4 separate regions of the Mus musculus genome follow, and all the other regions are linked to region 1. The links are chromatin contacts, found by Hi-C or POLR2A ChIA-PET in ENCODE. All regions are on one chromosome and are shown on one strand. Each heading gives the region's core, a stretch centred on a gene start or an enhancer-like site at or near the end of the contact. The rest is flanking DNA. Distances are from core to core; before and after follow the strand shown. Region 1 holds the start of Arhgef2 (rho/rac guanine nucleotide exchange factor (GEF) 2). Region 2 holds the start of Lmna (lamin A). Region 3 holds the start of Lamtor2 (late endosomal/lysosomal adaptor, MAPK and MTOR activator 2). Region 4 holds the start of Khdc4 (KH domain containing 4, pre-mRNA splicing factor).

Evidence for each region. Hi-C counts contacts between places; a loop is a spot of excess contacts on that map. ChIA-PET counts read pairs that join two places held with the same protein, here RNA polymerase II (POLR2A).
Region 2: POLR2A ChIA-PET joins it to region 1 with 36 read pairs in Patski. The contact joins the promoter of Lmna here to the promoter of Arhgef2 in region 1. POLR2A ChIA-PET finds 5 or more read pairs at or near these places in 3 of 5 experiments (Patski and embryonic stem cell).
Region 3: POLR2A ChIA-PET joins it to region 1 with 68 read pairs in Patski. The contact joins the promoter of Lamtor2 here to the promoter of Arhgef2 in region 1. A Hi-C loop is called at or near these places in 1 of 37 maps with a recorded cell type or tissue (mouse embryonic stem cell). POLR2A ChIA-PET finds 5 or more read pairs at or near these places in 4 of 5 experiments (Patski and embryonic stem cell).
Region 4: POLR2A ChIA-PET joins it to region 1 with 56 read pairs in Patski. The contact joins the promoter of Khdc4 here to the promoter of Arhgef2 in region 1. A Hi-C loop is called at or near these places in 2 of 37 maps with a recorded cell type or tissue (T-helper 17 cell and T-helper 2 cell). POLR2A ChIA-PET finds 5 or more read pairs at or near these places in 4 of 5 experiments (Patski and embryonic stem cell).

Annotation. Positions count from the first base shown.
Region 1 is chr3:88,619,429-88,622,454 of GRCm38, reverse strand. It overlaps Arhgef2 (rho/rac guanine nucleotide exchange factor (GEF) 2), which reads right to left and starts at 1,296. Exons shown (of 22, transcript NM_008487.4): 1 at 1,134-1,296. The coding sequence starts at 1,196. Gm20652 (a long non-coding RNA gene) reads left to right here and starts at 1,350. Exons shown (of 2, transcript XR_375820.2): 1 at 1,350-1,424.
Region 2 is chr3:88,502,100-88,504,942 of GRCm38, reverse strand. Lmna (lamin A) reads left to right here and starts at 1,591. Exons shown (of 12, transcript NM_001002011.3): 1 at 1,591-2,195. The coding sequence starts at 1,840.
Region 3 is chr3:88,551,517-88,554,507 of GRCm38, reverse strand. Lamtor2 (late endosomal/lysosomal adaptor, MAPK and MTOR activator 2) reads left to right here and starts at 1,557. Exons shown (of 4, transcript NM_031248.4): 1 at 1,557-1,712; 2 at 1,991-2,153. The coding sequence starts at 1,645. It overlaps Ubqln4 (ubiquilin 4), which reads right to left and starts at 792. Exons shown (of 11, transcript NM_033526.2): 1 at 596-792. The coding sequence starts at 703.
Region 4 is chr3:88,684,401-88,687,637 of GRCm38, reverse strand. Khdc4 (KH domain containing 4, pre-mRNA splicing factor) reads right to left here and starts at 1,851. Exons shown (of 14, transcript NM_028814.4): 1 at 1,751-1,851; 2 at 1,072-1,294. The coding sequence starts at 1,788.

The DNA.
Region 1 (3,026 bases), core at 47-2,546:
TCGCTAAGGACAGGGATTAAGATTAAAGCCCTTCCTGCCTTTGCTTTCCGAGAGAGCCTTATAATGTGAGTGTCCTGAGGTACAGGGAGGCGCCGTCCGCCTGAACCAGGCCCCCCTGGCTTCACTTATTCATCTACAAGTCCTCCTCGGCTTCACCACTTCCTGTGAGCTGAGGTGAGGAAAGTCATGGCATTTGGGAGGGCGTCTGAATACAAAGACAGGAATAAAGGACACTTGTAAAGGCGTGCTGGAGAGGTCGTATTGCAGAGTGTGCTGATAATTACACAGCCAGACTCCAGATGACAGGTGAAGGGCCCCCAAGCCGAGGCGATAATCGAAATATGGCTGAGGGGAGTGGGGGAACTGGGTTAACCGAGGCGGCTGGAGAACCAGGAGCCTGGAAGCTGATGAAACAGATAAGGGTGGGAACTACTCTGGGTCCTGGCACCGAGACGCTCAGGATGTGAGAAGGCATCCCAGCGACACAAAGGCAGCTTGCTTCACCTGATGGATCGGTTTGGCCTGGCGGAGAAAATGGGCGGCCGCTTGCTGTCTTGACCCCTAGCCACCCGCCTACCCCAGGCAAGAACTGAATCACAGCTGGAAAGTCCATCCGCAAGAAGAGGAGGAGCTGACTTTTGTCTTGGAGGGGCGGGAAGGTGGGGGAGGGAGCTTGGAAAACACCCCCTCCGGCCCCCTCCACCCGCTGGTGGGGACAAAGGGGGAACGACCGAGCCGGCGCTAGCGGGCACGGCCGCAAGCAACCCCCGGAACTGGGGTGCGGAAAGGGGTGCCCAAGAGCGTCGTCCCTAGGAACCCGACACGCTCGCCCCTCTTTCCCGCTCGATCCCTTACCGGAGCAACTTTCTTCCGAGCGGCCCAAAACACTCGGTCCCGCCGAACCACTGGTAACCCAGCTCAGCTCTCCTAGATCCCCGCACAGAAGCTGCGCGGGTGCTGGAGACGCGGGTCACGTTGCGGTCCTCCAGCCCCCTCCTCACGCGCTCGCAGCCCCACCCACCCCGTCCGGCCGCTGCGCGCGGACTCGGGCGCCCCAGAGCGGGCGGGGGGACGCGGGACGCGGGGCGGAGGCCCAGAGGTCGGCAGGGCGCCCGGTCGCAGAGCCAGCCCACCTTGGTTGCCTGCTCCTTGCTCCGGTCGATCCGCGCGCGAGTGAGGGATTCGATCCGAGACATAATCCAGCGTGAGCCGCGGGAGGACGCGGCGGCCCCGGGTGTCCAGCAACGGCGGGGGAGGGGTCCGGCCGCACGCGTCGGCCTCGGGGACAGGAAGTCTGAGTCCCCTCGCCCCTGCACCCAGCACCAGTTCCTCAAACCCTAGTCTCCTCCCCCACCCGAGCTCAGGAAGGGGAGAGGCGGAGCGGAGGCAGGGCGGGGTACCCGCGCACCGGACGGGACGCCGGGGTTAGTATCGCTGCAGTCTGCTGGACAGGGGTCCTTGGGACAGGTTCGAGGATCCCTTTTCCCTTTAGCGCTTAGGAACACTCTCTGACCTCAGCGACCTCCCTTAGCTCGGCTGTCCTTGAAAAACACCGGCGCCCATTCCGGGTAACTTCACTCTTTAAAGACCCTAAGGGGATTCTATCACCTTATCGGTAACTGGGAGACCTAGCCATAAGGGCTCACTCATCAAACAGGCTTGAGTACACAGACCGCTTTTACAATGTTGGACTGGTATGACAAGAGGGAGGGGGCAATGAAAGGGGAACTAGAAGCTTCATCGTTAACAGGCTTCACTCCCCCAAAAGAGTGAAGAAGGGGACTCCTTTCCAAAAGCTAGGAGTCCACAAGAGAGGGTTTTCCCCTCACCCCCCCCCACCCCCCGCCCAGCTTCTCACCCCTCTGGGCCTTGTGGACCACACTCTGACCATCCTTCTCAGCCCCACCTCTGCCAATTACTTTGGCAGTGAAGGTGAGAAGGCTCCACCTTTCCTGAGGCTAGCTGAGGAAATCCTTCCTTGTGTCCTGACACCAGTTTTCTCTGCCACAGGAGACTATAGAAACAACTTGGCCCTGTCTGGAAACGTTTGAGCTTGCTGAGGAGTGTGGGTGGGTTTTCATTTCTCTGGACCCTTTGAGTCAACCTGAGTTTCCTGCCACTGGGGAAATTCTCCAGTCTGCTCCGTTTCCACCTATCAAGGTCTCCGATTTCTCTGTAAAAACCTGAGCACCCTGGGGCAAAGTTTTGTAAAAATTTAGGGTACTACCTAATCTAGTCCCAAAAGTGTGTGGTAATGAGGGAGGGAGATGGCTAGGCGTGGTGTTGCACAGAGGCAGGGAGATTTCTGAGTTCAAGGCCAGCCTGGTCTACAGAGTGAGTTCCAGGACAGCCAGGGCTACACAGAGAAACCCTGTCTCAAAACACCGAAAAAAAAAAGAAAGAAAGAAAAAAGAAAGAGGGAGGGAGATGAGGCCCAGCCACTGTCACCAGCTTCTGCTCTGTTCTTCTCGGTAGCGGGGCAGGGAGGGTGGTGTTAGGGCTGCAGGTTTCCAGCCCAGCCCTGCACTCCTAGAGTGCCAATTTTAGCCTCAGTCTCTAATTTGGGCTCGGCTGCCTCATCCACCCGCTGTGCTGGTTGGGCTCCTCAGCTCCTCACCCCGGCTCTGCTCCCCTCCCACTCTGCTCCTCTGACCTATCTCCTGCCTAGGAACTCCCTCACCTTTTGTGCCCATTCTCCTGTTCAGGGTCCTTATATAGTAAAGGCCAGGGAAAAAGAAACAATGTCCAGTTCAGGCTGGCCAGATGAGGCAGAAAGGACTTTCCCAGACCAATTCTGTTTTCTCTGAAGGAATCCTAGGAAGGCCTCAGGACCTGCCATGTTCCTATTGGCTCTGAGCCTCCAGACTTGCCCCGCTTGAGTGACCAGCCAAAGCTGAGAAATGTACTAACAATCAGCTAGAGGTCAGAATGAGCTGCCTGGTTTGGGGGGGGGGGGGGCAGAGACCTCAATTTTCTCTAAGGCCTGAACTAGAAATTGTTATAAGCCAAACTCTTGAGTAACTAGT
Region 2 (2,843 bases), core at 342-2,841, 120 kb after region 1:
TGTACAAAATGAGTTCTAGGACAGCCAGAAGTTCATAGAGAAACTCTGTCTTGAAAAAACAAAGCGCCAGGCGCACGCCTTTAATCCCAGCACTCGGGAGGCAGAGGCAGGTGGATTTCTGAGTTCAAGGCCAGCCTGGTCTACAATGTGAGTTCCAGGACAGCCAGAGCTATACAGAGAAACCCTGCCTCGAAAAACCAAAAAAAGAAAAAAACAAAAAAACAAAAAAACAAACCCCCCCCCCACCACCAACAACAACAACAAAAAAAAAAACAAAAAAAAACAAAAAAAGCAGCAGCAACAACAAAATCTCTTAAGAGTCCCAACTCAAGCCCACTGCCTGGACCTGCAGGAACTGCAAGCTAATCAGCAATGGACAGGGGAAAGCACATGGCAAAAGGGGAAGGAACATGGCAGAAGGGGATGCCAGGGCCAGTAAGGCTTAGGCTAGGGTTACAGGAGAGGATTAGACAGCTGATCGGGAGTCTTTGATGGAGGCTGGAGACCCCGGGACATGGAACCAGGGGACCAGGTTACTGTATTGGGAGATCATCTAGTCAGGGCCCACCCAGAACTGGCTAGACAGGCATGCAGTGGCTGAGGAGGGGGTAGCTTTGCTGTTCTTGCTCACACCGTTTAAGATGGAACCAGGATGGAGACCCTGCATTAACAACCCTCTGACCCCGTTCCTCTTTTCAGGCCCTTCTCGAAGCCACAAAAATCTGGAACCTGGTGTCCTGGCCATGTGCTGAATGCACGCACAGCACAGCTCTGGTATCTGTTTTAAATTATCCATTAAAATAAGTACAGTCCTGGAAAAAAATAAGTACAGTCTTGGATTTGGTTGGGTGGAGTGAGCTGAAGAAAGGGGCTGAAACGAGGGATTTCAGCAGCCCCTTTTTCCAGCTGTCTAGGTCCAAATGAAAGGGGAGGGGGGAGTGGGCGGGGCCAACTTCTGGCTTCTATTCTTGGCCTTCTCTTGGGGACTGAGGCTTATTTCTTAGATCTAAAACCCAATGTTTGGTTTTAAAGCCAAAAATATAAGGGAAGTGCATAGGTTTGGGTTTTGTTTTTTGTTTTTTCCCGAGGTCCTTGATCTTTGCCCCCAAATTTGAGGGCATAAAGTAATCCCTCAGTTACCTAAAAACACAGCCATTCCTTTGCCATTCCACTCTCCTGGATTGGCCGCTTCTGTGCGCGGGGGAGAGGTGACTCACTATTACTACTGAGGAAAGGGGAGCCAGTGGTGGAAGTGGGGTGAGTCACTGATGGGCAGCAGCTTCAGCCCTCCCCCCAACTTCCTTGGCTCTCTGGGGATGCCTGATCCTCTCCCTCACTTTGCACCTACTTCCCCTGGTCCCTCACCACTACCCTTTGCCCACCCACTCAAATTCTTTGGCTCTGCTCTTTACTCCAGAAGGCCAAAGGCAAGCTTAGAGTTGAGTAGGCAGGAACCAACATTGTGAAGCCCCAGGCCAGAAAGGGGTGTTCTGCAGAGTGAGGGTTGGCATGCTGGCTCCTCCTCACCATACCTGCCCCCGCCCCTTTGGGTACAGGATGGCTCCTTTAAGAGCAGTGGATCCACCCCCTGTAGAGGAGGGCCTATTAGAGCCTCTGCCTGGCTGTCAGTGACTCAGTGTTCGCGGGAACGCTGCCTCAGCCTCAACACCAGCCAACCCAGATCCCGAGGTGCGCCAGCGCCCAGCCCAGATCTCCACGCCTGCCAGGAGCGAGCTTCGCCGGCTCGCTGTCCCCCTGAGCAGCCTCTGTCCTTCTGTCCAAGTCCCGCGCCCTTCTCGGGACCCCTGCCCAGCGGGCAGCACTGTCACCCTGCCGGCCATGGAGACCCCGTCACAGCGGCGCGCCACCCGCAGTGGGGCGCAGGCCAGCTCTACCCCACTGTCGCCCACTCGGATCACCCGGCTGCAGGAGAAGGAGGACCTGCAGGAGCTCAATGACCGCCTGGCCGTGTACATCGATCGCGTGCGTTCCCTGGAGACCGAGAACGCGGGGCTGCGCCTTCGCATCACTGAGTCTGAAGAGGTGGTCAGCCGAGAGGTGTCCGGCATCAAGGCGGCCTACGAGGCCGAGCTGGGGGATGCCCGCAAGACCCTTGATTCTGTGGCCAAGGAGCGCGCCCGCCTCCAGCTAGAGCTGAGCAAAGTGCGTGAGGAGTTCAAGGAGCTGAAGGCTCGGTGAGTGAGGCCCGGCCGGCCGGCACCAGGGAGGCAGCAGTCGCCTGTAACTGGCCATCTAGTCCCCTCCCTCCCCGGAACTGCCTCCCGCGGGTGACTGGCAGTGCCAAGGGTAATAGACATGATAGGACATAGAAGGGAGGGGGTCTCTGTGAGAGGGTGGGGGATATAAAGAGTGGTGGGGGCATTGAGACCAAGTAGCGTTGGTGACAGGGCCTATGCTGTCAAGGTGGGATTTTTCAGTCATTTGGAGCTTGGGGGATGGGCTTGAGGAAGGTAGAACAGGCTCTACCAGGTCTTGGAACTCCCGAACGCCGCCCGGGACACATCAGAATGGGTGAAAGGGTTTTATTAGAACTTTCTTGGTAGGTTTGGCACTTTGCCAATCTTGCCCAACGTGGCTCTGAACACATGATGTCCACTAAGACATAGCGCCCACACTGACATTTGTCCAGTGGTACTGTAATGGAGTTACCAAGGCTGCATAGCCCCTTTCTCCCATGGCTGTGTAAGCACGGCCTTCTCCTGGTTCTTTCTAGGAGCTGAGAATGTCTGGAGCTTTTCCTAGACTCTCAGGCCCACCAGAAGCACACCAGGAGATCTGCTCCCCCGCAGCTCCCACAGCCCTTGGCCTCCCTGGTCGAGGAA
Region 3 (2,991 bases), core at 308-2,807, 68 kb after region 1:
CTATGTGCAATTCTGGAGCAGCTTCAAGCAGTGGGGAACACAGGCAATACTCCCTCACTCATTCTATATTATTTTGTTGAGCACCTACTGCGCTCAGCAAATCCTGTAGAGCAGAAAACTGAACTACACAACCGTTTCGATTTGCGACAAGGAGGCTCTGTGGAGAGAGAGAGAGAGGGAGAGAGAGAGAGAGAGGGCACCACCACCACGCGACACTCCCGGGAGAGCATAGCCGCAGCTCGCTCGGGCCGCACGGTGCCTTAGCGCCTGGAACCTCTACCAGTGACCCTGGAGCACACTCTCCTCAAGCCTAGGCTCCAAATGGAGCCCGCAAGCAAGGTGTCCCTTCCTCAAGCTCCCCCACCACGCCCCCAGCCCGGGTAGCGCGGCCAAACCGGCCCCTACCCGCGCCACGCTCCCCGGACTAGCCCTGGCAGGGCGCCCCCTACCCGCTTCTCCCGCCTGTATGCCCCTGGATTCCGCCCCGGCCGGGGGCCCGTCCCCGGCGCCAGGCCGACCCCGAGGTCTCCCTCTCTGCTCTGACCCCCTCGGTGCGCTGCTCCCGCCCTCCTGTCTCCTCCCAGCCAGATACTACCTCCTTGACCGAGGCTTGATCGCAGATCACGATCTCCTCCTTGTCCTTGGGGGTCTTGACGGTGACCCGAATCTGGGGCCTCGTCTCAGCCCCACTCGGCTCCGCCATGCCGCCGCCCGGCCGCCCGCCAGCCCGTCCGGCTCCTCCTCCTCCTCCTCCCGGCCCGCCCGGCCCGGCCCGACTCCGGGGCCTCCAACTCCCCCTCCCGCCCCTCCCCAAGGCTCCGCCGCCCACTCCGGACAGCCGCAGCCACAGCGCCCCGGGCGGCCTGGGGGAGCACTGCAGCTGGGGCGGCCCAGGCCCGAGCAGGGTGCGCAGCTGGCCCGGGCCGGACAGCGCGGAGGGCGGGAGATTCAGGGCCGCCTGCGGCTCCCTCCTGTTCGGACAAAGGACTTTCGTTGTCGCCGTCTTATCTCCGTTCCCTGGGGTCACTTGGTTTTCTTGAGAGGCCTGGGTTCGTTCCTGGTTCAGGACGTCCTTAAGACCTCTGCGGATTCGAGCAGTCGTGGCCTCCGGGGAACCGCCCCGAGGGAGCCATTAAGGACGGTTTCAGAGACCTGGAGTTTGCCTACGTGGCTTCTCTGAGCCTTGGGAGTAAAAGAGCAAGACCCCACAGAATTGTGACTAGCGTACAATATTGCTTTAAAAAATGGTCAAGGATGTGCCTAACAGATAGATTTATTATTAGATTGCGATTGACCAGTAGGCACGAAGGCGTCCTTCGCGTGGAAGATGTTAAAAGTATTTCCACCGTTGCCACTGTCCTTGCGCTCCCGCTCTCCCCCCCCCCAACTCCACAACCACATGGTCCCACTGGAACGCTGAACTATGGTTCCCAGAATTCCTTGAGCGATCACATGAAACTACGATTCCCAGAGGCCCTCGCGCGGGGCGGGAATTGGGCCAGAGCCTCAGTAGATGGGCCCGGTGACTACAACTCCCAGGCGCCTCGTAGCTGGGCTCCTGGGCCACCGGAAGCGACTGAGGGAGAGCAAGAGGCTGCGACTGTAGGGGTGTGTTGGTGCAGGTCAGGGTTAAGAGACGCAGGCATGCTGCGTCCCAAGGCTTTGACGCAGGTGCTAAGCCAAGCCAACACTGGAGGAGTCCAGAGCACCCTGTGAGTGAACAAGAACCCAAGCAGCGAGCGCTGGAATGGGGCGGCGCGCGGCTGTCTGCAGTAGGGGTAGGGAAGAGCCCTACGCCGGGAGGTGGCTAATGTTGCAAGCTGCAGCTTCGGAAACCCTGCTTGAGGGCTTCCTCGGAAAGGGAAATGGACAGTTGATTAGCGTGTTCCTGGATTCTTGCTTCCTAAAAGCGCCAGTAGCTGGAATTGGGATAGGAACTCAGACCTTTCACTCTTCCTGAGTTTGTTGATATCCTTCCCATTCTTGCCAGGCTGCTGAATAATGAGGGATCGCTGCTGGCCTACTCCGGTTATGGGGACACAGATGCCCGGGTCACTGCGGCCATCGCCAGTAACATCTGGGCCGCGTATGATAGGAACGGGAACCAAGCGTTTAATGAAGACAGTCTCAAATTTATCCTGATGGACTGCATGGTATGGAGTAAAGTAGGCTGACTTCGAACTTGCAATGATTATCCTGCTTCTGCCACCTCAACCCTGAGATTGCAGGTGTGCACCATCGCACCTTGCCAAATAAAACATAGATATTAAAAAAGGAAGTGAGAGTACGGTGCTGGCCTATGTGAGGGTCCATCTCAGTGAAAAGGAGACATTTGTTAAAAGATCCGAAGGACGATAGGAAAGGGGAAGAGAATTAAGCCATACAGCAATCATTTGGGGAAATATTTCTAACAGTGCTTGCTATGGTGGCTTATGCCTCTAGTTCAGTACACGAGAGACTGAGGCAGGCTCTCTTCGAGTATTTGTTTTCTTTCTTTCTTTTTCTTTTTTTGTTTTTCGAGACAGGGCTTCTCTGTGTAGTCCTGGCTGTCCTGGAACTCACTCTATAGAATCAGGCTGAACTCTGAAATCTGCTAGCTTCTGCCTCCCAAGTCCTGGGACTAAAGGTGTACACCACCACCGAGCAGACTTTGCAAGTATTTCTGACAACAGCAATTGCAAAGGGCCGAGGGCGGAGTGAGGCTTGGACAAAGATCAGTAAAGATGGAGCATCACAGAATGGGAAAAGGTTGTCGGGAGAAAGGGCTAAAGTCCTCTGAAGAGTGGCAGTGTGCAGAACTGAAAAAGGTGTTTGCAGTGGGGAAGGCCCCTTGGGAAGCTCTTCACTGTCATGCTGGCAGCCCATTCTTTACACCCACTCTCATTCACACTGGGTACTGAGTCCAGGGCTGGTGTCACTGCAGCCTAGCTAAGCTCTAAGAAATGCTTTTTAAGGGACAGATGTGGAGCTCAGTGGTAGAGCAGTTGCCTA
Region 4 (3,237 bases), core at 602-3,101, 65 kb before region 1:
CCTCTGCCTCCTGAACACTGGAATTAAAGGCATGTCCCACCACTGCCCAGCTACAAGACATATTTTTTTAAAAAATATTTTGGCTCTTGAGTGATCACCACACAAGCATGAGGATGTGAGTTTTAATTTCCAAAAAGCACGCATCAGGCATGTCATATCAATGCCCCAACAGCATGATGGAAGACAGTGATGAGGAATCCCTGGCCTAATATAAACACAGCGGCAAACAGAGACCCGGACTCGGGACTCAAACAAGGTGGAAGGTGAAGACTGATACCAAGGCTATCCTCCGACCTCCCACATTCACCACGGCTATGTCATTTCCTGATGACAAACACTGTGTGTGTCATACCAACACACTCACTGAGGGTCAACAAGATGCTCAGAGCATAAAGGTACTTACTGCCAAGCAAGATGACCTTAGTTCAATCCCTCACATTGCCAAGCCCCAAATCCTATGACACTTGAGAGACATACATACAAATGAGTATTTTTAAAACACTGACTTGATATACCAGAACTTCATGGATCAAAAACATATTGCCTCAAATATCCATAAAAAAAAACTGAGTTTAAGTTTCTAAGCACAAAAACTAGTCCATAAAAGTAACAAGACCAGCCAGGTGGTGGCTGCGCATGTCCTTATCCTACGTAGATGGCAGAGACGGATATCTCCCCATTAGTTCGAGGCTAAACCACGGTTCCAGGACAGCCAAGACTACGTGGACTTGTCTCGAAAAACAAAACAAGGGAACTACATCAATTAAAACTGCCTGACTTCAGGATGCAATGATGGGGCACAGCACTTGGGGGGTCAGAGGCAAGAGGCATCTCTGCAAGCAGGCCAGCCTGGTCTAAATATACAGAGTCTCTGCCTGAAACAAAAAAACCAAAGCCCATTCATTGCCTTGCAGGAACAATTTAACAAGGTATCATCTAAATACTCCCAAACGTGATCTTCACTCTAACCGGTTTCATCTTCATTAACCCCAATGACCAAGCAACTGAAAGGTGAAGAAAGGGGAGGAAAAAGAAAATCCCGAAGCGCAGAGCGTCTAGCGCTCGCAATACCTTCTCGGCCGCATTCTGAGATGGTTTCAGCTTCCCTTTGGCCATGAGCATAGCATTGATCTTGGCAGCCACGGCAGCGGCGGCATCCAAGGCTCCTGAAGGAGCGGCGGCGGTGGTGGCGCCCCCGGGGCTCGCCCCGCTGCCAGCGACTTCTCCACCTGGGGCCGTTGGCGGCAGGAAGAGAAGCGGAGCTGGCGCTGGCTGATCCCATTTGCTGCGGCGCCTACAGGTAGGAAAAGGGAAATCCTGAGGCCCACGGCCTTCCTTTGTGTAGTCTCCCCCTTCGTACACTCCATCCCGCGTCGCCTGCCATGGTCCCGAGACGTGCCCGAGATTCCTATCTAAAGCTCAGTCCCACTCCCCTTATTCCGATCCCCTTACGAAACATTTCCTTTCCAGTCACTTCCATCCGGAGACTCGGCTCGGCCGGGAACGCTCTGCGTTCGCCTTCTCCTTGGCTCGTCCTTCTAAAAGGCTCCGAGTTCCCTCCCTTCCCTCTCGCACCGCGGCCGGCCTCTTTCCGGGCGCCCGAGGCCAGCTCAACATTCTCTCCAGAACCCCGGCCTCGGCATCCGGACGCGTCCTACTAGACGGCCCGTCCGGCCCACACGCAGCCTCGCCGGTCTCCCTGCCCCGGGCCCGTGCTCGCTGCCCCCAGCCTGGCCCGCGAAGCCCTTACCCGCCAGCGGCAGGATGTGTCGCGCTCCCTGCGGACATGGCGGCCTGCTCCAGTCAACCACCCGCCAACTACCCACCACCGCCCTCCCGCCACTTCCGCCCAACGCGCTGACGCACGGCCTTTTCCGGCCGTGAGGTAAGGCGGGTCCGGTGAGGACTCTTGATTCCGATTGGACCCTCGGTGATTTAAAGCGTCTGGCGTCTCAGTGACAGGAGTGCCTGCCTGTCGACTCTCCGGCTTGCTCTCTTGCCCTTAATAAAAATGGTTGTTGGGCCTGGTTTAAAAGCGAGTTGCGGGCTAGGAGAATCCATTTTTATTGTGGGCAAGCGAGTTGCCTGGAAGACAAGTCAGAAAATGAAGCCGACTTTCTCCGCGTTCTCTTTGCTCACGTGGAGTCCCAGCCTGTAGCGGAGGAGAACCCTGCCGGCGACTTCAGCGCACTTCTCGATTCAGCTTATGAAAAAAGGAAATGATTCTTTCCAAAGTCATTTGCACAACTTCCTTTTCTTTCTTTCTCTTTTTGTTTTGTTTTGGGTCCCCCACCCACCCACCCTTAGGGATAGGAAGCTCCAGTCAGCCCGCTGCATGGGGGGGGGGGGGCTGTTCTGGTGGCCATGAGCAAAAACATTGGTTTTGGCAAACTCGTAAGCACTTGGACAACTTGTTATAAAACAAGTAAAGTTGGAGAAAAACTGCTCAGCGAGGTGGAGCTTTTAAAAAAAACGAAGCCAGGGACTGAGAGATAGCCCTGCAGACGAAGGTGCTAGTAGACAAACAACGATGTAAGTTAGATCCCTGGAGCACACAAGGAAAGTTGCTCTCTGATCTAAGAACTGTCATAATGGAGATTAAAAATCAAAAGTTATGAAATCCCCTTCTCTGAGGGCTGTGTGTTTACACTTGACTGCCTCTTCAATATACTGAAAAGCTTTGAATTCTAAGGAGTTTTGGGTGAATCTGAAAAACAGATCCTTAACGTTTATGCAAGTATTCTTCCAACAGAAAGCAAACAAACCCAGAATGCTAGCTTATAGAAATACTTACATTCCGACATAATTCATAGAATAAAATTCACTTGGGGCTGGTGAGATGGCTCAGTGGGTAAGAGCACCCGACTGCTCTTCCGAAGGTCCAGAGTTCAAATCCCAGCAACCACATGGTGGCTCATAACCATCCGTAACAAGATCTGGCGCCCTCTTCTGGAGTGTCTGAAGACAGCTACAGTGTACTTACATATAATAATAAATAAATCTTTAAAAAAAAAAAAATTCACTTAAAAGCTAAATAATAGAGAGTTTGGGCACATAATAAATAAATATACATTTGTGGTAGGGATGAAGACACTGCTCTGTGGTGTCAACCACACTAGTGTGAGAGGTGCTCCCTTGATCTTTTAGGGCTAGACTCCAAAGAGTCTTTGGCTTTTTTGACTTGGGAAAGAATTGCAGGACGAACCAGTGTGGAGCAGAGTTAAGTCCAAAGTTCAG